Linked DNA regions of Homo sapiens: region 1 is linked to region 2. Evidence: chromatin loops called from intact Hi-C (ENCODE). Cell type or tissue: ovary. All regions are shown on one strand. Links, peaks and the distances in the headings refer to the core of each region. The heading gives the core; the rest is flanking DNA.

Evidence for each region. Peaks named below come from ENCODE experiments on the same cell type or tissue, not always from the same donor. Only the 100,000 strongest peaks of a DNase experiment are listed, where the experiment ranks them.
Region 1: a loop joins it to region 2, with 4 times the contacts of the local background. A loop is called at or near these places in 9 of 110 quality-filtered maps.

Annotation. Positions count from the first base shown.
Region 1 is chr2:100,258,328-100,266,919 of GRCh38, reverse strand. No RefSeq gene overlaps it. Among named protein-coding and RNA genes, the nearest start is that of LINC01104, 54 kb to the right of the region's middle. In ovary, for the core only: CTCF peaks have their summits at 3,898 (motif pointing left) and 6,011 (motif pointing right); DNase peaks (open chromatin) are centred at 3,889, 4,671 and 6,049.
Region 2 is chr2:100,980,766-100,988,765 of GRCh38, reverse strand. NPAS2 (neuronal PAS domain protein 2) reads right to left here. Exons shown (of 21, transcript NM_002518.4): 16 at 6,389-6,535; 17 at 490-687. Among named protein-coding and RNA genes, the nearest start is that of NPAS2-AS1, 7.6 kb to the right of the region's middle. RefSeq lists silencers at 3,669-3,808, 3,693-3,888 and enhancers at 4,820-5,319, 5,320-5,821. In ovary, for the core only: a CTCF peak has its summit at 3,733 (motif pointing right); DNase peaks (open chromatin) are centred at 575, 2,465 and 3,745; H3K27ac peaks cover 1,039 bases.

The DNA of each region.
Region 1 (8,592 bases), core at 1-8,000, 720 kb after region 2:
CATCATATAAGATGAGGCGGGTCAGCAAAAATCCATCTTAAGATGAAAGTGGTATCCCTACAGTCACACACGAGCAGGACCAGGGCACACTACACAAACATAGCTCAGACCTCTGTCATCCACCATGTGTGTACCACTGCATCTTACCAGTTCATACCCATGGCTATGTGGGGAATTCTGTATAACCAAAGGAGGAAGAAAACATCCAAGCTCAGTTCATGCTCAAGTGGGCTTGACGTGTTTGTGTGAGCTGCACATAGATGGCAGCTGCATACAGCCTTGATCAAGGGTGGCCTCGAAAGACAGTAGCGATGGAGAAAGCTCCCAATGGGCAGAATTTGGGGCAGAGTACCTGGTCATCCACTTTGTGTGGAAGGAAAACTAGGCCAGAGTTAGAATATACATGGACTCGTGGGCAGTGCCAAATGGCTTGTCTGGCTTCAGGAGCCTGGAAAGACAAAGGCTGCAAGATCTGGGGCAGGGAGGTCCGGTAGAGGCATGCGGGTAGGCACATGGGAGTGGCAGGCGGAGAGCGTGATGACAGTCTTATTACATGATAGTGCTCACTGGAGAGCATCCACCACAGAAGACGCTCCTAGCAGCCAAGTAGGCGAAATGACTCAGTCAGGTAACATGGGCCAGCCTGTGTCATTGGCCCCCCAGTGCTGGCACAATGGTGGCAGGGATGGAGGCTATGAGTGAGCCCAATGGCACAGCCTTCTACTTACCAAAGATAATGTAGCTACTGCTTCCACCAAGTGTCCAGTCTGCCAGTAATGGAGACAAATACTGAACTTGATAGAAAGCCGAAGGGCCACTGACTCATTCTGAAATCTAAATAGACTGCTACTCTGAGTACAGATTTCTCTCCCAACCAGAAGGCCTCCATCAGAAGCACTAAGACAGGGCTCATGGAGTGTTGGCTTTGTCGGCAGTGGACAGCACCTCCATTGTGAAGGACGCAGCATGGGCTGTGATGGTGGATGCCTGTCACCTACTGAACTAGACAGGAGCTTCTGATCTTATAGGAAATTGGCATGGCTGTTAAAGGCCTAGTGCCAGCTCACAGGCACTACCTGACAAGAATGGGATGCTGTCCTCCAGGATGCAGGAGGCACTTGGGATCAAGCACTTTTACATGACACTTTGTCCCCAGTAGAAAGCCCTCAGGTCTGGAAACCAAGATGTGCTGACTCCAGCTCCCAGAAGCCAACTTGGAGCATCTGTGCTTCCCATGCCCTGAATTCTGAGCTCTGCAGGTTGAAATGTCTGGGTTTCCAAAGGGAAATTTTTCCCTGGGGACACAGCGACCCAACCCCTCACTCAAACTCAAAGTAAGGGAGTGAACTGCTAAGGTCACAGACTAACCTGGGCCTATGCTAGGCCCCAGGCCTCCTGGATCCCTGCCTCTGGCCGGACCACGGTCTCAGGCAGGACCACTGCTTCTGATTCACACAACTGCCGCCAATGCCCTTTCACAGAGCGCATGGCCTCCGAAGGGTGGAGTCAGGCCAGGCAGTGTGGGAGCGTCCAGAAGATTCAGCACAGCATGCGTGAAGCGAGCACCTGCACCCAGCTGACACTCCCTGTGGGGAGGGAGGGCTTAGGGCTGGGGAGAAGGAGAAGGGTGGGTGTGTGTGTTGGGAGATGAGAGTCAGACATTTCTCCATGCCCCAGGGCCCTTTTTCTTCCTCCTCCCAGTCCTGAGGTGGGGGCTCTGACTCCTAGCACTATGCATACAGTACCCTTATTTCTAGGGGAGGAGGTGGAGATCCCTGCAGTCTGGCTAGGGAGGAGAGTGTGCTGTGTCTCACACCCTTCCATACCCAGGGAGAGTGAGGGGCGTGGTATTCCACACACCCCTGAGACCTAAGATCCCTAACATGGGCCTGGTGGCACACACTGTGGCCTGAAAGAGCAGTCGCTACTGCTCAGCAGATAACCAAGGTGCCAGCTGAGCGGAACCAGCCTCACAGGCCTGCAGAGGCTCAGATCTGCATGTTGGCCCAGACCCCAAAAATGGAACGGTAGGGTGCCCTCAAACCCATGCTCAAGGGTGCACAGGTGCCACCTGCCCCCAGATGCCGCCCCACCTGGGAGATTGTCCCTCCACTGTCACTGTGTCATGATGAAATCTTCAGAAGCCTGGGGATGTGGGGACTGGCCAGAGGCATCTGTGCCCCCAACACTCAACACAGTTCCTGCACAAAGATGCTTGTGGAAGGAAGGAGGGAGGGAAGAAGGAAGGGAAAGATGGAGGCAGGAGGGAGGGGAGGAAGGAAGGGCGGATTCTACTAGAGACCTTCTCTCATTCAGTGGTTCGATGCCACAGCCCACCATAAGGCTGTGCACGCCCAGTGTCTCGCTGGATGCTCATAGCTCAAGGGGCACTTGGGGGTGCTCCAGCCTGGGCACCAGAAGCTCTGCTGGGGCTGCATCTGATTCACATAACTGCAGCCACTGCCCTTAACTTTCCTCCATCGCCTTTGCTGAAGTCAGGATTCCAGCTGAGCCCCGTTCCTCCCTTGCCTCCCTCCCTGCCAAGATTTCTCATGCGGGCCTCTGAGGAGGTGGAGGCCTGCACCCCGCTATCAGGGAGCTCGCAAAAGTGAGTTTCCATCTGCCGAAGACCACCATGCACCCCTCGGTCCGAAAAATGCCACTGACTGACATGACTTTAGAATCTGGGAGTGCTGCACACTTGGTGGGGGAGGGGGAGGGAAGCCCCTTCTAGAAGGTCTGGGCTCTCCCTGGAGACTCTGATGAGGGTCTGAGGAAGTGGGATCCATCCTGTGCTGGCTGCTGTTTCCAAGACAGTCTCAGGAACAGCAGGATTGACTACTGTTTGGGTGCCAGCAAGAGCAAGGAGGGCTCAGCATTTGGGGATTCGTAGCAAAAGAGGGGTGCAGCAAAGCGGCTCTAGGGCACGATTGGTGAGGAAGCAGTGCTCACTCAAGGGAGATCATCCTGGCATTTTCCAGCTATAGGTTGACCCCGGGAGAAATGGCATTTTCGGCGGATGCTGCAGCTGGCTTTATCAGAGTGTGTCCTCCCAGCGGGATTAACAGCTAGGCTGCTTTCTTCTCTTTTCAGTCCAGGCTGATTTTGACTGTCACAGAGAAAAGTGTTCAAGAAGATGTTGAAGAAATATTCACCCTGACTGCAAATCCCCACACTGAGAAGTATTCCTTCTATTTACTTTGTACCTCCTATAATAACAAGGACAGCCTTCTTCACATGGTTGTCATGCAAATGCCTATAGAATAAATGAATGCATGCAAGAACGAATGAGTTATATGTTTTAAATAACGTTTTGGTTTTTTTAAAAATGTGCTAAATGTTTTAGGTATGTTAACTCCTTATGCCAACCTTATGAACATGTCATAGGACAATCTATTGTTATCCTCATTTTACAGATAAGGAAACGGAGGCTTTGAGGCATTAAGGCGCTTGCACAAGGTTGCAGCAAGTGTGGAATCGGGACCAGAAGACAGACAAGACAGGTTGGTCTGACTCCAGAACCTGCAGGCTGCGATGATACAGCTCAAGAGTGACACTGCTCCCTCAGAAGCCTGTGCCACCTCTTGTATTTCGGTTGTTTATTATTTTACTTTTTTATTATACTCCAGGTTCCTCAAAGGCAAAGGACCCTGTCCTAATTCATCCCCCCATTATCTTGCACAGAGCTCTGCTTGTAGTCTTTCATGGATACTTGATGATTCAATGAATAAAGAAGAAAGAGAGGGACAGAAGAGAAGGAGAGGATGGAAGGAAGGAAAGGAGGGAGGGGAAGGAAGGAGGGGGCTGTCATTTTGGTCAAATTTCCTTCATAAGGACAAGAGATGGGTAAGGCGAGCCCTTGTCTTTTGCGCCACCTGCTGGACATCCTCCAGTACTGCAGGGGACTGGAGAGCCCGGGTATGAGCTGCGAGCAGGATTTCCCTGCTTTCCAAAGATTTGGGATACATCAGCGACGTTGACAAGGCTTCGCTGAGAACCCAGGACGAATGGCTTCAAGACGACAAACCATAGGCCATATCATTGTGAAGCAGGACCACCCTAGATGTCTCTCCACTGTCACATGCCCTAGGCAGAGTTGGACGTCCCTCTGTCAAAGAGGCCAGTTGGAAGATCCTGTTGTCAACCAGCTCCATTTCCCCGCTGACCTACATAGCTACCCTTCTTCATCTCCGCTTGATCTTCAGGTGGCGCTGTGTCACACACTCTAGCTTTAAGTTTCTCTGTGCTCAGGCCTCTTTCTTGAGTGGCTATTACTTTAAAATATTTTATATTTAAAGATATTGGAGACCTTCACTTAAAGGAGCCCTGGAATGAGTCCTTTTATGAAGCCAAGGACCTTTTCACAAAGCCAAAGGATTTACCTTTATTGTACATTTAAAAGATTTTTTACAAAATCCTGGACACAGCTGTATAAATAGTAAAAGAGGATGAACTGATTATCTTTTACTGATCATGGTGAAACCAAAATCACCTAGTTTCACAGATATGTGGAAGGTTTCTCCTGGAGTCTGTAAGAGTGACAGCAGGTCAGAGAATGGATTAAGAGTCTGGGGAAATGAACTCTTGGGCAAACTTGCTTACTAGATACAAACCGAGTATAGTGCTCTGTCCTTCCCAACAATGGTGACAGCGGCCGCAGCTCCTTCCTCAAAAAGCCTGTTTTCATGCTGCTTCCTCCATTTACAGGGAAGTATCAGTGGTTACCACGCCAAGGGAGAGTGGCTTTGTAACATAGCTTTGGAAGCCTGAGTCCTGTGTCTCTGCCCCTTTGTTAGGTGCTGTAAGGTGAAGACTGTAGGATTTGAGTCATATCTAGTTTCAGATTTTGTCCCCAGCCCTCACTAGGTGTGGTTCAGTTAACCTAAGCTCACTAAACTTCACTTTCCTCACCTGTGAAATGGGATAACAAACTCATCTGCCAGGGTTATTCTGAGGATAGATAAATTCATGTAAACATAGTAAGCTCCAAAGAAATGGTAGCTGTTATTATCCCGAGTGGAGATGGGTGAGGCCTCTAGTAATCTATATCTTCATTCTCTCCTTCCTTCTAGGAATACGCTCAGCTTACAAACTACAGTTCCAATGGCCAATACGATAAAAGGAAGTTATTGGGTGAAACCTCAGGAAATGCTATTGAAGGGGAAGCTTATGCTTCTGACAGTCAGCCTCTGAGCTTTCCCTCTTCTTTCTTTTCCCTGCCTGGGACTCAGGAGTGAGAGGGGAGCTGAAGCAGATGTCGTGACCATGATGTAGGCTTGTGGAGAAATGCCATGTTTTAGGACTGGTGAAGCAGAAGACAGAGTTGGGGTCTCTCATGACATCGTGGGGCCTCCCTAGCAGCCCTGGACCACCTGCTTCTGAGAAATTTCAGATTACATAAGAGAAAGACACCCCTACCTAGCTGAAGCCCCTGTGACTCGGCATATGTTGGTAGCAGCCACATGCAGTTCCTCACCGGCTCACACATATTAGTGGGCGGCTTTAAGGAGAGACCTTGTCACACTCTGGCCCTCGCTGTCTTTATAAAATGTGGCCATGACTTTGATAACCCCATGGGCCCTCCCAGCTCTCACATGACAGCCCCCCATTTCCCCCTCCTGAGTCTGGGGGTGACTCAGTGCAGAGTTTCCTTGGTCTCATCTGTCTCTCTCTCTCCTTTCTCTGCGATGCAGCAGCCTGGTTGGGGCCTAGAAGGCTTCAGGCCAGCCATCCAGATCACCTGTTGCTGCCCCTCCAATGTGGCCCGAAGGGGTCGCTCTCAGCGCACCTTCAGAGCTGGAGGGTCCTTGTGGCCAGCAGGCTAGGTGGACATTGTCCCTGCAAGCTCAGCCCCGCCCTTCCCATTCCAAGCCGCCTCTGTTGCCTCTCCTCCTCAGTGGAATGAAAGCAAAACTTCAGCAAAAGACAGCAATTGGAGAATTGCTTAAATGAAGAAGAAATAGCAGTCACAGCCCAATGTCCATCAAGTGGCTACATTTGGAATTGGCCACATGGGGTCACTGCACCCTCAGGAATGGAGGGACTTCGGCAGGGTGCCTCTGTCTCTGAAGCATGGACTGGAGAAAGCTGCTGCCTGTGGAAGGGATGGGAGATGCTCCTTTTCTGCAAAGTTGAGCTGCCTGGGACATGCTAAGTCCCTCCCCACGGCCAGGCGGGAAGGCGCTTAGTGTAAGGCCTTGAACCAGAGAACAGTCTTCCAAAATATTACTCTTACCGTGATTTTCATTGTTATTACAGGATTTTGGAATTCCTACGTACTCTTTTTGTTGTTGTTCACAGCTGATGAAATCTGTAGATCCTCTCTGTAAAAAGGTGTGAATATCAAATGCAATAAATCCAGGTCCTGGATGGTGAGTGAGTTTCTGGCTCTGTCTGCTGGGTCTGCTGGGTGCATGATGCCAGGTAGCGTGGTAGAGTCAAAGGACTGTGCTGCAGGCCCCAGGCCTGGGTTTAAATCTTTGCTGGCTAGGTGACCTTGGACAAGGTGCTTCACTTCTTGGAGACTTGAAAGCCTTATTTATAGAATGAGAATTCTAATATCTACCTTGGTTTGGAGTTAATGTATATGGAGCGCCTATCAGTGCAAGGCACATAGTGAGCAATTAGTACATGACCATGCTCTTCTCGGGTTAGGGAGCCCAGGAAGAAGAGAGGCTGGGGAGAAGGATCTGAGCTCAGCTATATGTTCAGATGTAAGTTCTCAGTAGCCTGGGAAAGGCAGGTGCAGGTGGAGCTGGCTGTGAGCTCAGGAGACCTGAGGCTGCCACCTAGGGTGAGATACAGCTGCAGGTATGGGCATCAGCAGGTAACTGAAGCCACTATAAGTGATATATGCCAGTGCCTCTCAAGCCTTCACACACTCAGAAGCATCTGGGTTCACTGAAACACAGATTGCTGGGACACCCAATCCTGAATACTATGTGGTTGGAACCAGTTCTTTTAAGATGCACAACACAAGGCCTGGACTCACTGCTGTCTGATGCCTGGTCTAAAGCCAAGGGGGAACTTCAGAATTTCCATTTGGTTTGGAATTGTGCCTTAGGAAGTGTCTGGCACTGCCAAGCCCTGTACCATCACCTTGTTTGTTGCTTTATTATTGTTTGGTTTGTTTTTGTTTGTTTGTTTGAGACGGAGTCTTGCTCTGTCGCCCAGGCTGGAGTGCAGTGGCACGATCTCAGCTCACTGCAACCTCCACCTCCCGGGTTCAAGCGATTCTCCTGCCTCAGCCTCCCAAGTAGCTGGGACTACAGGCACACACCACCACTCCCAGCTACTTTTTCTATTTTTAGTAGAGATGGGGTTTCACCATGTTGCATGGGCTTGTCCCGAACTCCTGACCCCAAGTGATCCGCCCGCCTTGGCCTCCCAAAGTGCTGGGATTACAGGTGTGAGCCGCCACTCCCGGCCTCATTGCTTTATTTTTGCCTCCAAAATATTTCATTTGACCAATCCCTGGCTTTGAAACACTTGAAGATTATGGGTTTAAACAGTGGTTCTCAAAGCTCATTCTTGAGAGCAGCCATGTTTGCATCGCTTGGGAACTTGCCAGACATGCAGTCTTCGGCCCCATCCCAGATCTGCCAAATGAGAAGCTCTCGGGTGGGGACCAGCCAGCTGGGTTCTAACAAACCTGCAGCAGCCACGCATGTGCTCGAGAGTCAGAAAAGCACTGCACTAGAGAAAGGGTGGCTTGTGGCCATGCCTCAGCCATTCTCCTGTTGGTGAAGTCTGCCCCCAGCACCAGCTTCCTTAAGGTGACCCTTCCTTCTTCGGCATTCCCAACCCCTACCTTTCCTGCTGCCCCCCATCAGACTCCAGGTGCTACTTGCTCATTCCTCCATCCCCTGCTCTGGCATCTAGCAGTGGGTAGCGATGAGTTCATCAGGTGTGCCAATTTTTACTGGTGGTGTAAGGGGAGTAATAAGGTCCCATCCCAGATTCACCTGCAAAAAAAAAAAAAAAATTGCATGCATTCTTAAGAACCTTAAAAAAGAGAAAGTACCACAAGGATGTATGCAGATGTGGGGATAGTCCGTGGCCTTTGGACACCCCTCAGATGGCTAATGCACAGACCGCCATTGGTGGGGCCATCATAATAGCAGTCCTAATAATGATGATGACGAGGACAGCCACAGCATCTGACATCTGCGGGCTCCTCACTGCAAGCCCATGGGCTCCACAACTATTATCCCATTTTACAGAGGAGGGAAGGCAGACTCAAGGAGCTTAGGTGACCCTGCTGCCATTCACACATCTGAGGACTGGGGGAGCAGGCTTTCCACCCCAGCCAGTTACCCCTGCCCTACACCAATGCCGTCCCCAGCTCTCTGCCCCCCAGACCCCATGGGGTGTCTCTGAAGAGACAATGCTAGCAGGAAGACAGCTTAATTGGAAGACATTTTCTTTAGGCCAACGAAGTCTATGCATCTTACATTATCTGGGCACATCTGTGGAATGAGCATCCTCCAGGAGGATGCCTCCAGGATCGTGAGCATGGAGCCAGGAGTGGGAGGGGCAGGAGCACTGTGCCCACAGGTGAACGATGGACCGTGAATGTCAAGTTCAAACTTC
Region 2 (8,000 bases), core at 1-8,000:
GGAGCAGTGGGGGCCTGGAGGAGCAGGGGGCGCCTGGAGGAGCAGGGGGCACCTGGGGCAAGGGACAGTGAACAGCAGTGGCTGCTCATGTGGGTAATGGTTAAAACCAGAGTAGATGGCGGGGACCATGGACGTTGAGTGTTGGGACATTCAGCTGCCAGTGGGTCTCTGGGATGGCCATATCTGCCTCCAACCCTAAGTCAGCATCAAAGGTGAACATTTCAGCCGAGTGATATCTTTAAGCACGAGAGCAAGGGACTGAGGTGGACATTTATAAAACACAGAAGGAAGCCAATACAACTTGGGGTTTCAAAGTGACTTTAACAGAAGAAGGAAAAGAAGGCTCACTCCCAAATCTACCCTCAGTCCATAACGGAACAGGGCAGTAGGCCTCAGTTCACGTAGGCTGCAGGAATCAAGTATGTCCCAAACTGCAAGAGGGTGTCTGCTCTAGAGGCAAGGAGTGAAGCTGGCAAGGAGCACATTTACCTGGGTTGATATCACACTTGATTCTCTGAGCAGGTGCTGGCTTGTGACCTGGGCAGAGGAGATCTGCCCTGGAAGTTGGGGGCCCGCCCCGAGCTGGGGCTGAGTCACTGCAGCTGACCTTTGCTGTAGCTGCTGCTGAGCCTCAGGTCGCTGGGTGCTGCTGAAGCTCAGGGATACAGCTGGCTGCTGCAGGAACATCTGGGAGCAGAATAGAAATGCCTGTGAAGTTGGGGTCATGGGTACCTCACCAGTGTGCACCTCCTTTGCATTCCCTGTGCCAGTAAGAACTTTCTTGCTCTGAGCTGCCTAGAAATAGTTCATTTACTCCACTGGTGGACATGGAGCACCTGTGATGCCCCAAGCTCAGTGTCAGGCACTGGCCACAGAGCCATGGGCTGGAGAGACACTCTCTCTGCCTTCATGAAGGTTACAGGCAAGTGACTGAGGCCTAACAATGTGAAAGCTGTTTAGACCCAGATGTTCTCTAAATAATGTGATGTACTTGTTTAGAGTCGAGGTTGGCTTACCAGCTTCTTCCTAGAAGGGAGAAATACCTGGTGAGTGGAATGCATGATGCAGTCATGATAATATTGCCTCATGATATAGGGGCAGAGGGATGGCTCACCTGTGGCATGGGCCACATTGCCCTCGCAGTAGGACCAGGCTCTGTGTTTGCCCTTGAATCTCTGACCAGTGACTCGTGTCTGTACCCACATTACTGTTGAGAATTTTCAATCCAGTGCTCTCAGCTGAGATGGCAGATCTGTCATTAATTAAGGAACCACATACCCAGGCAGGCCAATAACATGGATATGATCACATAACATTAAGTCCATGCACTTTAAAATTATGTTCAAGTTTTGTAATCATCATGATCATCTCTGTGTTTTGTTACCTAAGGTGTCTCAGAGACATTTAAAAGGCCATGGGATATTAGCTTGGTGGTTTTAATTTGAAAGATTTAAGAGAATTTGAGGTGTTCTTGAGAATCCTGATTTAGTTCAAATAAGTTTGGTGTATTTGATTTAAAACAGTTGTTTACGCTGGGCGCTGTGTCTAACGCCTGTATTACAGCACTTTGGGAGGCCAAGGCGGGCAGATCGCTTGAGGCCAGGAGCTTGAGACCAGCCTAACCAATATGGTGAAACCCTGTCTCTACTAAAAATATAAAAATTAGCTGGGCATGGTGGCGCACGCCTGTAATCCCAGTTATTTGGGAGGCTGAGGCAGGGGAATTGCTTGAACCTGGGAGGCGGAGGTTGCAGTGAGCCAAGATCGTGCCACTGCGCTCCAGCCTGGGCAACAGGGTGAGACTCTGTCTTAAAAATGAATAAATAAATAAAACAGTTGTTTAGGTGCTTAGAAAGATTTTACTTCTTAGCTTTATAAGTCTGCCTTGTTAGGTACATAAAATGCTTGAAAGATTCAGATAAATTAAATGTGTAAATGAATAGTTTTGGTAGATAATGTTGATTATTCACAATCAACCTATCAACTAATTGAACATAAATAAAAATCTAGTTAGAGCATTGCTCTTTTTAGACCAAATTAGTAGATTCATAAATAAAACGGAATCTGTCAGTTGACTCTAAAGTTTTAAGAAAGACAACTTTTGTAATTTTAATAATAATTTAATGACAGACCTGAAACTGGCTTTTTAAACAAAAGTACCTCTTGGGTATTAAAAACATCAGATGGCACTGTGTCTATCATGATTCTCAACATACACTGTTCCAGTCCATCAGGCCCTTAGCCTGGAGTTCTTTAGGGGGAAGGCTCTCTGGCTCCCAGCATCTGACGTTTTTCACCCCATTCCTGTACTCAGTGCAGTCCCACCTCATATGCAGTACAGGACCGACAGGCTGACATCTGCTGAGTGTCAGCGCAGGTTTGGAGAGGCAGGCGAGGATCCCACCATGCAGGCGCGCTGGGGAGACTTACGGATCAGTTCGCTCAAGCATCTGTTTCATGGGTGGGGTCGAGCCACTTACCAGAGGCCCGAGATGGGCAGGTGGCTGAGCTGGGGCTGGGTTCTGATCTTTCTACCATCCCACGGGACCTCCCCAAACTCCTCTCATGCCCCACCCACCACAGAGAAGCCTGCAGTTTTGAAATGAGGACTCCTTGTCACTTTAGAAATTAAGAAGAATTTTCTGGGTATCCATCATTTTACACATTTTGAGGATTCATGTTTCATGCAATCCCAGCTCCCTATTAAAATAAGACTCATTTATAGCACATAGGGCAACCTATACTTCATCACTTCAGCAAAAACCTAGTAGTCAAACCCAATTACCATGCGTTTTTCTGGTAGGACACAATTTACCTTTTGATTAGAGTTTGAATAAATCCAACCTTTATTGATGAGAGGCAGTATAATTTACCTTAAAGCAGACCTATCTTAGCTCAAATTCCCACCCTACCATTTACTAGCAGTATGGCCTTCGGCAATTTTAATAACTTTTCAAAGCCTTAGTTTCCTCATTAGTAAAAAATAGTGACATTAAAAAAAAATAGTGACATTAAGAGCATATATCTTATTAAGGACTAAATGAAGTTAATGCATATAAATGACCTGAGACATAGTAAGTACTGAATGAATGTCAGATAATAACATTCAAAATGAAAAAAGGAGCTTTTTCCTCCTTCGCCTCTTTGGGCATATAAAAACTGTTTGATAAATGAATGAATGGAATAAATGCATGTATGAATGAATAAACATATGAATGGTGCTTTCACTCAGAGAAGGGCAAACTATGTCTGCTGGTGTTATTTATGTAACAGACTGTAACAGCAAGGTGTGCTACTCTGTCCCATCGATGTATATCCTCTGACAGTAGAAACCCTGCCCTGTTTATCTTTCTGTATCCTCACAGTGCTTAACCACGTGCCTGGTAAATAAAGGGTGTCTGTCAGATGGATGGATGGACTAAAGGATGGATGGAAGGAAGAAAGGACGGGCAGAAGGATGTATAGAAGGGAGGGTGGCCAGAAGAAAGGATGGACAGATGGCGGCTGGATGGAAGGACGGATGGAAGGATGGACAGATGATGGCTGGATGGAAGGATGGATAGATGATGGCTGGATGGAAGGAAGGAAGGACGGATGGAAGGATGGATAGATGATGGCTGGATGGAAGGAAGGATGGATAGATGGATGGATGAACCAGTTGAGGAACACGTCATTTGCCATTGCTACAGGTGTCCTTCTAGGCATTCCTTTGAGCAGCCAGCAGAGGGCGCGCATGCTCTCAAAAAGAGCAAGAGGCAGCCTTGGAGGGGGCGATGGGCCTTTCAGCACAACAGCTCTTGTCCAGGTAGCCCCATTTTCATGACCCCATCCAGGTGCAAACACCAACAGCCCTTCAGGACTTCTTCCTCATAACCCAAGGTTTTTTTGAAAAAAAAAAATAGTAAGCATCACAGGCACATATAGCCTCGACGAAAGTTTTGAAGCAATGAAGTAAAGCATCACAAGTCCACTGAGGTTGGGATAAAGGCCACTGGGTGGGGGACTGGTTCCTGGTTTGCTGCTGGGCACAGCCGTACTTCTGTTTATCAACAATAAAGTAGAATTTTGTGGCTTAAGGAGATGGTGACTTAAAAGGGCTCTGAGGTCAACTTTATAGAAAACATAAAAAAAAAAAAAAGTTCTCCAAGTGGGAAAAGTTATCAGAGAAAACAAACCAACAACTTCTAATTTTCAAGAACAAACCAATCCTACACTCACAGATGATTTTTCATTAGTGTTATCTGCTTATTTCTACAAATACTTGTCATTACAGGACATTTTAGAAGTATACAAAATAGACAAGTAATATAATGAAACCTTGGCATCACCATTAGGCTTCAACAATCATCAGTGTTTTGTCATTCTTATTTTATCTATCCCTCTACTTTTGGGGGTGGGCTGGAGTCATTTCTACTTGCTTATTCTTCACACTTGAATCACACAGTTTAGTTTAAAAAAAACAAATATCACATTTTGGAACATATTTCTTTAAGTCTTACAAAAAAACAAGGCAGGCTCCTTGAGGAAATATCCTCTGTCTCGACTATCTGTGGATTTCCATGATCTCTGGAAAATTCCACTGCAAAGATAAGGCCTCAGGAATGAACACAGGGCAGGAAGGCACCGGAGGGTGCAATTCCCATGCCGGCCGGCTCAGAACATCCCTCAGTGCACTGTGGCATAGGTACTTTGGGGTTAACCAAAGGCATAGGTCACAAGGAGGAAAAATACTTTGTTATAACAGGAGTGAAAGCGATAACCTTGCTGCCTGTTATTTTAAAATTCAGAAAAGGCAGGAAGTAGAAAAACTCCAGGCACTGAGGGGGATGTTCATACGCCTACCTCAATTTTAGCAGTTTCTGGCTCGATTTCCCCCTTCCTGTTAGTGTAAAAATTCCATTAAAGTAATTGGAGTCAGGCAAGCATTGGGCTCCCAGTCAGGCCCTGGATCAGTGAGAAAAATATTCCAGCTGGGAAGGCGTAAGTCAAAAGCCACTTTTTACCTATTCTGGTAAAAGGTGGAATGGCAGCTCGGTGACTCCATTTCTTTTCACGAGAAGGCCGAGCCTTTTTCTGGTCAATTTAAGGGTGCACTGAGGAGGTGGGGAGAGCAGCAGGGCTCTGGCATGGCCCAGGCTGTCTGAGTGAAGCCTGCTCAAGGCGCACACGCCGTGTCTTGAGGGGAGCAGGTGGGGAGGTGGCCTGTCCAGGGCGGGGCTCTTCTCTTTAAGGTGAGCAGCCACCTCTGAGAGGCCTGTGCAGGGGCAGGAAGGGGAGGGACAGTGAGCATCTAGAAAGCCACCAGGAGTGCCCCTGAGGGCCAGGCGGAGCTGCTGGGACCTCAGCGAGGCAGGATGGCCAAATGAGCATCTCCCTAAGCCCCCAGACACCTGCACCACTGTGTATTAATCTCAGCGTGCACCGGCTCACGGCGCTGTGCCCCGACAGAACCCGCCTGTCACCTATGGTAGGTGTGGCTGCACTTCAGAAGCTGTGTGGCCAGGGGAGGGTCTGCGTAGATGGTGATGGGGGAAGCAACAGGGACAGTGCTCCAGCAGAGATGTTATTTCTGCTTCTTTCTGTCCCTTCTAAGGGTCTCCAAATGCTTAGTGCTCCCAGGGCAGACGCCAAGGTTAGCTAGAGTTACATTTACAATCAAAGGCTGGGTCAGAATCAGGCACTTCTGAAGATACACAGTCCTGGACTAATGTAAGTAAAACATTATATATTATTAAAAGAGATCCAATATGTAAAGGTTTTCCTCCAAAACAAAACAAAAAACAAAACAAAACAACACCTCTCCAAACAATTCTAATATCTGGGGGTCACAGTGAGAGCTGCTGCTGCTAGGCTTTGCAGAGCTTCCCTGCTGGCACACCACAAATGGGGAGCCACCCAGCTCCCTCTGCAGTCTCCAGTAGGCTGTGATATGGATATCATCATTTCCCACATCTCCCTGGATGCCTGCGTTGGATGAGAAACAACAGAGCTGCTTCCATCTCCTCCTGATGGCAGCCTGGGCTGGGAGCTAGGAAAGCAAAGTTATAGAGGTGCAGGGAGGTACTACCCAGGACCGAGGCAGGCATCCATGCAGGGCAATCCAACGCCAAGTGCACAAGTGCAAACGTAGGTGGAGGCAGTGAGCAGATGTGCCTGTCAGAGTGAGGGGCGAGGGAAGAGGACATCAGGGGTGTGGCCTGGAGGCAGGGATGGGGACCGGGATTTGTTCCTTGTCCTTTGCAGAGACTGCAATATGCTTTCATAAGCAAATGGGGCTTGGCAGGGCAGTTCACAGGGCTTGGGAGGAAGTCCTGGCTGCCCGGAAATGGCGGCAGGACCCCTTCCCACACAGCAGCAGGGACAGAGGCCAGCCCGGGAAGGGGATCACCTGGACGTTGGAGTCCTGGACCAGGCAGAGCTGCTCCTGGATCTTGTGGAGCTCTTCCTGTTGCCACCGGATATTGGCCTGCAGGATCCGCGTCCGCTGCTCTAGCTGGTCTTTGATGGTCTGGAACATGCTGAACTGTGCCGAAAACTTCAAGGTGGAGCCGAAAAACATAATCAGATGAAAGAGTTATTTCAGCCTTGCAGGCAGATCTTGCTGCTGCTCGGTCTGTACACTTCATTTCCGTCCCTTAGCCGTCTTTCCCAGCATCCCTAAGGAGCCCACGGCTGGGTCCTGGGCAGTGAACAGGGGCTGCAGATGAGGTCTGGGCATCCTGGGGGCCCCTGCACCAGTCTTTCTCAGGCTGGCTATGACAGCAGGCCCACCTGAATCTGCAGACCTGACTTACTGCCCTGCAGTCCGGGAGGGCCACAGAATTGGGACAGGATTTTGTAAGCAATGTTCACAAACTGATATTCCAAATTTAGAGAGATGAACAAATGGTTCTGGAGATGAATGTCAAAAGCAGGACATCAGAGAGTCCCTTTTCCCCCTCATTTAGGGCATAGCAGTTTGTACGTGACAGCTTCACAGGCATTTTTGGGTCCGGTCGTTATCCTAAATCTGATCCTGGCTCTCTCCAAAACAGCCTGGGATCATCAAGAACTTTTCATTCCCCCTCACCCTCCCCTCTCCAGCCTTACTTGCTACTATGCACGTCTCGGAAATCTGTGCAAAAAACGAACAAAACAATCACCCAGTCTTTGCCCCGAGGGCCCCCTCTCCAGTGTGACTGACCTCGGGGTAAAGACACGGTGATTGTTTTGGGTCTCCCCTTCCTTTGGACCCTTAATCCTTTCTGGGGAAGGAGGCTGGCCTTAGGAAACTTGCAGGTAGTCTCTGCCTCCTGTCCCGTCTCCCTCAACACAGGCTCCTCCGCTTCCAGGAAACACTGTTTGGGAGGGATGGCAGGAGGGGCCTGCAGCCCCTGCTCTGGGCTCTTCGGGGCTATGACTCCCATATCTTGAGGCAAATGAGTTTGCTAGATTCATTCTGTTTTTCTCTTTCTCCCTTTTTACCATGATTTAACCTCCACTCCCTCAATCTCTAGCCCAACAATCTCCCTAGTCTGTTTCCTGCCCGCTGTCTTTTGCAAATGCCCCCAGGGCCTCTCTCTTTTCCTCTGCCCTTTGACCTCCCAGACACAGGGAGGCAAGGAGAGCAGGAGAGTTGAGAAACAGGATGAAATAACTGAAAGCATAGCTTTTGAAGCAGCAAAATAATAATAAAAAGAACCAGTAAGAGTAAGAATAGCAGGTGCTGACATGTGCAGAGACCCTCAGGTGCCAGCTGCTGCCCCAGGCAAGTAGAGGTACGTGTGTTGTGCTTCACGACGAGCCCATGCCACCCCAAGAGGCTGCACCCTGCTGGAAATCACACAGCGAGATGGTGGCAGCACCAACATGTAAATCCCAAGTCTTAGGAGCTGAGCAAGGCCAAGAAGTTTTGCCCACAAGACACTCCCATCTTGACCAGAGTGGCTTTGACCTCAGACTTCCTTTAAAAGGAAGGTTCTGTTGCTACCCATGCATTTAAAAATACCTGTGCTGGGCCT